Regions from separate parts of the Homo sapiens genome. Here region 1 is linked to region 2. A link is a contact called in ENCODE Hi-C data. All regions are on one chromosome and are shown on one strand. Each heading gives the region's core, a stretch centred on a gene start or an enhancer-like site at or near the end of the contact. The rest is flanking DNA. Distances are from core to core; before and after follow the strand shown.

Region 1 (3,759 bases), core at 1,132-3,631, 280 kb before region 2:
TGAGACAGTCTTTATACAGGAGTCTCGGGCCCCAGGAAGCCAGGGCAGAGAGTCTTTGCCAAACTTCCCCCTGCCTAACAAGAAGGAAACTGAGGCAGGACCCTGCCAGACCCAGAGGCAAACAGGCTGCCCTCCTGTGAACTTGTTGGGGGTCATTTCCACAAGGGAATAGTTCTAGAAGACCAGGGTGAGTCAGTAACAATGGCAGAATTCCAGTCAGAGGAAGAAGACTTTGGTGTAGCTGGGGCTGGAGCATAGAGGAGCGACTTGGCTGCCGCCCTGGCCCTGTGTCAGAGGTGTTAGAACCAGAGCCACTCCATCTTGAGTAGGAGCTGGGTAAAATAGGGCTGAGACCTGCTGGGCTGCATTCCCAGGAGGTTAGGCATTTTTAGTCACAGGATGAGATGGGAGTCGGCAGGACTGGTATCATAAGATACAGGTCATAAATACCCTGCTGATAAACAGGATGCGCTAAACAAGCCGGCCAAAACACACCAAATCCAAGATGGTGATGAAAGTGATCTCTGGTCATCCTCACTGCTCATTATACACTAATTATAATGCATTAGCATGCTAAAAGACACTCCCACCAGCACCATGACAATTTACAAATGCCATGGCAATGTCCAGAAATTACCTTATACGGTCTAAAAGCGGGAGGAACTCTCAGTTCTGGGGAAATCTCCCCTTTCTTGGAAAACTGATTAATAATCCACCCTTTGTTTAGCATATAATCAAGAAATAACCATAAAAACAGCCAACCAGCAGCGCTCAGGGGTGGTCTGTCTATGGAGTAGCCATTCTTTTGTTTCTTTACTTCTCTGTAAACTTGCTTTGACTTCACTCTGTGGACTCACCTCAAATTCTTTCTTGTGCGAGTCCAGGAACCCTCTCTTTGGGTCTGGATTGGGACCCCTTTCCAGTACCATTTTTTCTAGTGAACCACGAAGGGACGATACCAGAAAACACCCTCAACCCAAAGGAAATAGACTACAGCCCCAATTGGCTGACTTTGGGTAAGTGAGGGATATTTTATTCTGGGTAATGTATGGATTTGGGTTAGGTTCCCTCCTCAGAAATAGGGGGTTAAAGGCCCCTCTTAGTGAAGGGCAAAGATGCTTATCAGAAATTGGGTTAGAGGCCCAAATGAAGAAGGTTGGAGTCCTTAGGGAGTTAGAGGTCCCCCTCGGTCATGTCCCTTGGTAAGGAGAAATGGATTAGGCACTATGGGATATTAACCACTATTCTCTTTTCATTAATCTGCCTTGCACTGTTTGCTGACAGCTGTGAGTGACAGGATTAGGCACGTACAGGATCATGGGACATGGGGAGCTTTCTTCTCCCCAAAGGGGGAAACTTTAGAGATGATGAGATTGCTGGAAAAGATACCTTTGCTACTGACAAGCGACCTCCTGAACTATTGATCCAGTGTCAATGGAATGGAGGCCTCTGGCCTCCCTGAGCTCCTCAGCTTCTCCACCCCCCGGCAGGCAATGCTTTTCTTCCTCTCTCCTTTCTCTTTTCTATCTTTTCTGTCACTCAGGGTGACTCTCCACTCTTCCATCTTGCCCAGCTACCATATGTTGAAACTTCTGGTTGGAGGGCATTCCACCTCACTTGGAGTGGATCAAAGATGACAAGGGCCATCGGGAGCAAGTTTGAGCCTTGCCAGGTTGATGTTGGGCACTGAGTGGGGTGGCTAGTCTCCTGGAATGGAAAATGTTAATTTGGTTTCCCCATGCAGCCTGTTGGACAGCATCTTACAAAATTAAGAGGCTTTTGCCTGTGGTTCCATGAAATGGAAAAAGACGATTTTCTTTTGTAACGTGTCTTGGCCCCCATAGCAATGGCACAGTAAGCAGGGCCATCAAAGCCACAGAGAGAAAGGGAACCCAGAAACCTGGCATGCTGGCAAAGGGTAAGAATTTCTTACCAGTCAGGCTTCTGGCCTCTCTTGGTGCAAACTGGTTGAATAAATGATAAAAATCACTGTTTGTCTCTCCTGCAAGGAATTTGATTAATACGAAAAAGAATTCATGGGGGCTAGTCTTAAGCTTTAGAAAATCTGGTGTACTTAGTGCTATGAATTTTTCTTTCTGTGTCAGTCTGTCATAAAAAGAGGTACTATAGGATAGAATGTGGGCCTAGGACCCATATAAGCCCATTATTCAAGTTGGCCCAGCAAACTCGTCAGTTACAAACTTGGCGGCAGGTCCCTGAAACAAAAACTAGATGAGGTTTCTGTCTTGTCTTTTTTTTTACGTCCTTGCAAGTTTAACCTTGTGACCGTGTGGGAGTACTTTCTCTTAGTCTCCACCATCCAGACGACAGGAAGCTGGGGCTTCATGTGATAGCCCTAAAAATTGTCCTGAGCAGTTAAAAGCCTTTGCACGCTTGAAATTGGCTTCTCTGGGCTCCTTCCAGGAAGGAAAACAGAAACTGTCTAGTGCCGTGGCTCAGTAGCTAAGGCTTTGTCTCTTCACACTGGGGACCCAGGTTCAATTCCCACCTTAGGGAATGAGTCCTTTCTGGTTTAATATCTATGTGACCTTTGCCATTTATTCATTTTCTTCTCCATAAACAGCTTCTGACTTCTCGTTTGAATTTTCCTTTCTCTGCACTACCCTTGGCGATTCTAGATCTCGTAAAAACTGCTTATCACCTCTTTGAAAATACCTTGTATACCTGGGTTAAGTGCTAACCTTAGTTAAGGCTTACCGGTTTCACCTGGGAGGTTACTGTTAGTGAAGTTCAAAAGCCAGAAATATTGGCTGTTTGTCCCGGCTAGAGTCTGGTAACAAGATTTGGTTAAAAGTCAGCTTAATTAAAAATGGATATCCAAGCTATACATATATTTAAAAGGCCTTTATGCTTTTTTTTCTCTTCTTGGCTCTTATTTTTCTGAAAAATTTTTTCTTTTCAGTCGACTTAATTTTTTTCCCCATTTTGTCTTCTTGCCACTCTTGATGCCCCACCTGAGAGGACCTAAGATAAATTTTAATAGCCTGGGACTTCTCAGGAAAAAAGGAGGTGCTACAGACCCTGTTTTGGGAGAAACCTCTGTTCTCCTCATGGACACCCCCAGGAATTGAAAGCAGATAGACCACTCTCAAAATCTAAGGCTCTGCTCTGTTTTGTATTGTGTTATCTGACAGTTTTGACTTTTGGGGATATCAGAAATTACTTTGCATTTTAAGAGAGCTTTTAGCCTTGCTATGTAATAACTAGGTGGGGAATACACTTTTAGGGATGGCTAATGGCAGTTTTGTGGGGATACTTGGCTCTTCGCACCTTTGGATCAGAAAAGCATGCTCTTGGCCACCTAGAAAGTATGGAAGTGTCCCCACCCTCCATTGAAAGATAAGACTGCCATGGGGGATGGGCTGATTCCCTCTCTTTGGGATCCAGGATCCAATATAAAAATGAAACCCTTAATTTTGGGGTTCTGTTTTGCCTTCCAGCTGTGCCTGCTTATTAGGCCTTAGAAACTGCAGGCTTTCCTGGCCCTGTTTCTTGAAGGGCTCCACCCTGAAGTCAGTAATCCAATTAAGAAACTTAAAAATTGGCAAATGAAAAATCTTACAACTACTGGATCTTCTGTCTGTGTATTTATATATGTTGTGTGTGTGATGTTGATATATGAAAGAGCTCTGATTAATTGGCTTAAAAATAATAAGTACTTAAATCAAATATTTTGTCAGAAAAATAGAAACATTAATGCCTTTTGGTTCACATGACTTTAATAATCTTTGGGAAATA
Region 2 (4,342 bases), core at 1,654-4,153:
TGCTCCATTCGTTAGAAAAATAATAAGGAATGTAGTGACAGCCAAATGGAAGAGAAAACAATAAAGAAAATAACGAAGTATGTATAGAAGCCTAGGATGTAATAGGGGCACTTCAAATCATTGAAGAGAGGAGAAATCACACACTCATAATTAGCAATGTTAAGACAATTAGATGGTAATTATTTTTAAAAGTTACTTTACACATTACTCACTTCTCTAAATTCTAGGTGGGCTAAAAATCTCAAAGTCAAAACCAAAATAGTAAAATTATTAAAACTCTTTCTGTAATCTTAGAGGTTTCAAGACACCAAACCAGAAACCATAAAGTAAAAAGAGGTTTACAAGACACCTGTGATCTTAGAGGTTTACAAGACACCAAAATCAGAAACCATAAAGTAAAAAGTAATGACAGGTTTGACTTAACAATGAAAACATTTTTATATGACATAAGACATCTTAAACATGGTAAAGAAAAAGATAAGTCATAACCTGGGAGAATATATTTTCAACATATATAAATGGATTATTAATACACGTAATAAATGAGTCACTCCAAAAGTTAAGATGTAAAAGAGAATTCAACAGGAGATGAACAAAAATTTCTCCACATTCATCATAAATGAAATCCAAAAGGCCAATCCACATATAGAAAATGTACAACTTCACCCATAATCAGGGAAAGAAAAAAATCACGCGACATTGAGAATTTCCATACATAATATTGGACAAAATTAGAAGATTGATAATTTCTCTAAAGGTAAATTGGACCCTTTATGCACTACCTTGGGGACGTCAGCTTAGCTCAGCTACTTTGAGGCTGATTTGACAATACCTATTATAATTTCTAACGCACAACCTCTGCACAGCAATTCTGCATTTAGTAATTTAGGCTACAGAAACACTTTCACAGATGTGGAAAAATTAGAAACAATCTAGGTGTCGATCAACGTGAGATTAGATGAATTGTGGTGTACCCATCCTAATAAATGCCACATATTTCTTAGGGTTACTTAACGAGTTAAATCTGTATGTATTATTGTAGAAATTTGGAAATATTCCAAAATACAATATTAAGTGAAAAAATTAGGAATATATATATATATATATAAATAAAATAATCCCATTTCTGTAAAAAGAAAAACTACCATCCTGGCACAGTGGCTCAAGCCTGTAATCCCAGCATTTTGGGAGGCTGAGACAGGCGGATCATCTGAGGTCAGGAGTTCGAGACCAGCCTGGCCAATATGGTGAAACCCTGTCTCTACTAAAAATACAAAAATTAGCCACGTGTGGTGGCTCATGCCTGTAATCCCGGCTACTCAGGAGGCTGAGGCAGGAGAATCACCTGAACCCGGGAGGCAGAGGTTGCAGTGAGCCAAGATTGCACCACTGCATTCCAGCCTGGGCGACAAGAGTAAAACTCTGTCACAAAAACAAAACAAAACAAAACAAAAAACAAACAGGAAAAGAAAAACTATATGCTTGTATCATGCTTAGAAAATGTTCTGGAAGAATACATGTGGTGAAAAGAATAAGCTATGGAACTAGGGAAAAGAAATTGCTGGGGACTTTGTCTCTTGTGCTACATAATTCTAGATTATTCTAATTTTCATGAAGGTAGGTTTCTGTGTAGTTGCTTGTTTAGCATTAAATACATTCCTTATACAACTCATGAATTATCCTGTGGTGTTGGTATATCTGTATACTGGAACAATATAAATAAAACTGCTGGATGAAAAAAAGAGTGACCAAAAGCTAATAGGAAATGTTTACTCATTATAAAATGATTACAAAGCAGGAAAGATGATAGAAAAAAATTAGAATTGGGCTGTACAAAAATATAACAGCAGGGTTTTTGAAGACTAAAAATTGCACATATGCAGCTTGTCGCTAGCACCTGTCTGACAAGGTCCCAGTGAAACACCTGCCCTTTCATTCTCAGGGCCAGTACACACACCTGCACACACCCTGAAGCAGGCACCCCAGATACCCACCCACCCAGCCAGCATACTTGGGTACAGAACACACACACCTGGGCCCCAACCCAAATCAGCAACCCAAATCAGCAGGGCAGAGTGTCATAACTAAAAAGACAGACAGACAGAGAGAGAGACTGAGAGAGAGAGAGAGAGAGAGAGAGATTGCTGGATAGTGCCTGGTATGTCTCTGGGCAAAGTGCTGGGCTCTTTCTCAAGTTCAAAGTGAGCTTCTCAAGCCACACCGCACCCAGCTCTGGGCCTCAGCGCAGCAAGCTTCCAGGTTTCACCCTCTGCCTCTTAGTCTCTCTGCACTCCTGCATCCCCAGACATCCGCACATGCACATACACACACAGGCACACACACAAATGCACACACGGGCAAACACACGAGCATGCGTTCTCTCTCTTTCTAAACCAAGATGTCAGGGACTATCCATGCTCCCCATTCCACAGATGAGGAGACAGAAGCCCAGGGTGGACAGGGGGTGCTCTCACTACCACCAGCATCTTAGTGACAAAGCGAAGACAGACTATAGGTGCCTGACTCCCAGGCCTGAGCTCTCTTCACCCCACTAGGCGTCCTTCCCACCAGGACCAACCAGATCCCGCTAGCGAGGCTGAGTCCTCCCCAGAGCTCTCCTACAACACCCAAGCAGCTTGGCACCCCTGGCTGCCTCCCCATCCACTGGCCGCCCTAGGAGTCTGGGCTCAGGTCATCCTAAGAGGCCAAGCCCTAACTCCTCCAAGTCCCCAGGGCACAGCTACCCACAGGACGCCCCCCAGGCTCCCCCTGTCCTTTTTCATCCTGGACTCCCCACATTCCCCCCTGCTCTGACCCCACCCCTCAGCCCTGCTCCTGGACGCCGGGCCATACCTCTGTGTGGTGGGAGAGACCAGTCTTCTTCTGGAGCCTCTAGGCAGAGTGAGCCTCCCACGTTTCCTATTTATGTTGATGTCATCAGGAAACAGAGAAGCAGAAAGAGGAAGCAGTGCCGGCCCAGGCCTACTTTGCTAATAGTGCACGTGACTTTTCTTACTTCCAGAAAGCCTCCTACTCCAATTTACCTTCCTATAAACTCCTAGGCCTCCTTCAAGCCTCAGCTGACGCAGGGCCTCCTCCATGCAGCCTTCCCTGACTGCTTGATGGGGATGCAGGTGGAAGTGGCTGCAATAACCATAGCTGGTTTGAGCCCAGAGCCAGACAGATCTGTGTTGGACTTCCAAGTCCACTGCTTCTTAAAGCGTGTCCTTGTGCAAATCATCTGCGTGTTACTTCCCCAAGCCTCGGGACATCCATCTGTCTGTTACTTTTGCAGAAGCATCTACAAACCTGGAAGGACTGTTGAGGGAATCCAGTGAGATTCTGTGCAGGAAGACCTTAGCTCAGAGCTGGCCACAGGAGAACCCCCTACAAGTGGTAGCTGGTGGCATGTTGATTTCCCCGATGTCCTCTTTGCCCTGCCGCCCCACCCCACCATGTGTCATATGGTCATGTGTGTTCATGGCTGTCTTTCTTCTGACACTATCTTCAGTGCTGGCTTGTGTCCGGCTTGCACTTCCCTCCCAAATACCTAGCACATGGCCTGGTACAGAGGAGAAATTGCACCTTTGACTGTGTGCAAATGAATAGATGAATGAATGAATGAATGAATGAATGAATGAATGAATGAGTGGCTCCCTGAGCACAGCAGGGCCAGCAGAATTAAGGTCAGGTGAGTGAGGCAGTCTCTCGTGCTCAAAATTTAAACAGGCATTTAAAAATTCAGTAATTGTTGTAAGTAATATTTTAATGCAATATGGTTTAAAAAAATCCCAACTGATGCAGAAACTATTCACGGTGAACCAAATATGAAAAGTTTGAATAAAGACAAGATGAATCACAGTGCCAAGACACAACAAAACGCAGTCATATTTCTCCTACATGGGGCTGCCTCCCAGGAGAAAGGGCAGCAGGCAGGAATGAGGGGAATGGAGGGCAAGAATGAGGGGAATGGAGGAAATGGAGGGGCAGGAACCTGCCTCGAAGCCACTGGAATTCTGGCCTGATTGTTGTTCTTTGCTTTCCTCCTACCAGGAAGGGCAGGGTTGGCCAGGAAGAGCTGGCAGGGCCTCACCCTAGCAGAGAAAGCCCAGGGTAGAGGAAGGCATGTGTGGTTCTCTCAGGCACTCCGGTCAGTGTGAGGTCCCTGCCTGGCATGGAAAAACCCTGCAGGGGCTTCTCCAGGGCTGGAGAGGATGGAATTAAAGTGACGTCCCGGGCTCTCTTTTCTCCCAGGTGTCCCCACTCTGCCTGTCTTTGCTGAGGTCCTCTGTGGGACTGGGAGGCTGCGGGCCTGGATGCCCTCAGGAGCACAGAGGATGCT

What was found. Hi-C counts contacts between places; a loop is a spot of excess contacts on that map. Pooled maps may share reads with other maps.
Region 1: a map with no recorded cell type shows a loop between it and region 2 (3-fold over the local background). The contact joins the enhancer-like site here to the promoter of CSF2RB in region 2. A Hi-C loop is called at or near these places in 2 of 37 single-sample maps with no recorded cell type and 2 of 50 pooled maps.

The regions. Positions count from the first base shown.
Region 1 is chr22:37,192,638-37,196,396 of GRCh38, reverse strand. It overlaps a transcript of C1QTNF6 not described here. Among named protein-coding and RNA genes, the nearest start is that of C1QTNF6, 6.3 kb to the right of the region's middle. Within about 2 kb of position 2,381, at least 8 of the 41 ENCODE cell types and tissues checked have a DNase peak (open chromatin) inside an H3K27ac peak, as active enhancers do.
Region 2 is chr22:36,912,189-36,916,530 of GRCh38, reverse strand. It overlaps CSF2RB (colony stimulating factor 2 receptor subunit beta), which reads right to left and starts at 2,903. Exons shown (of 14, transcript NM_000395.3): 1 at 2,854-2,903.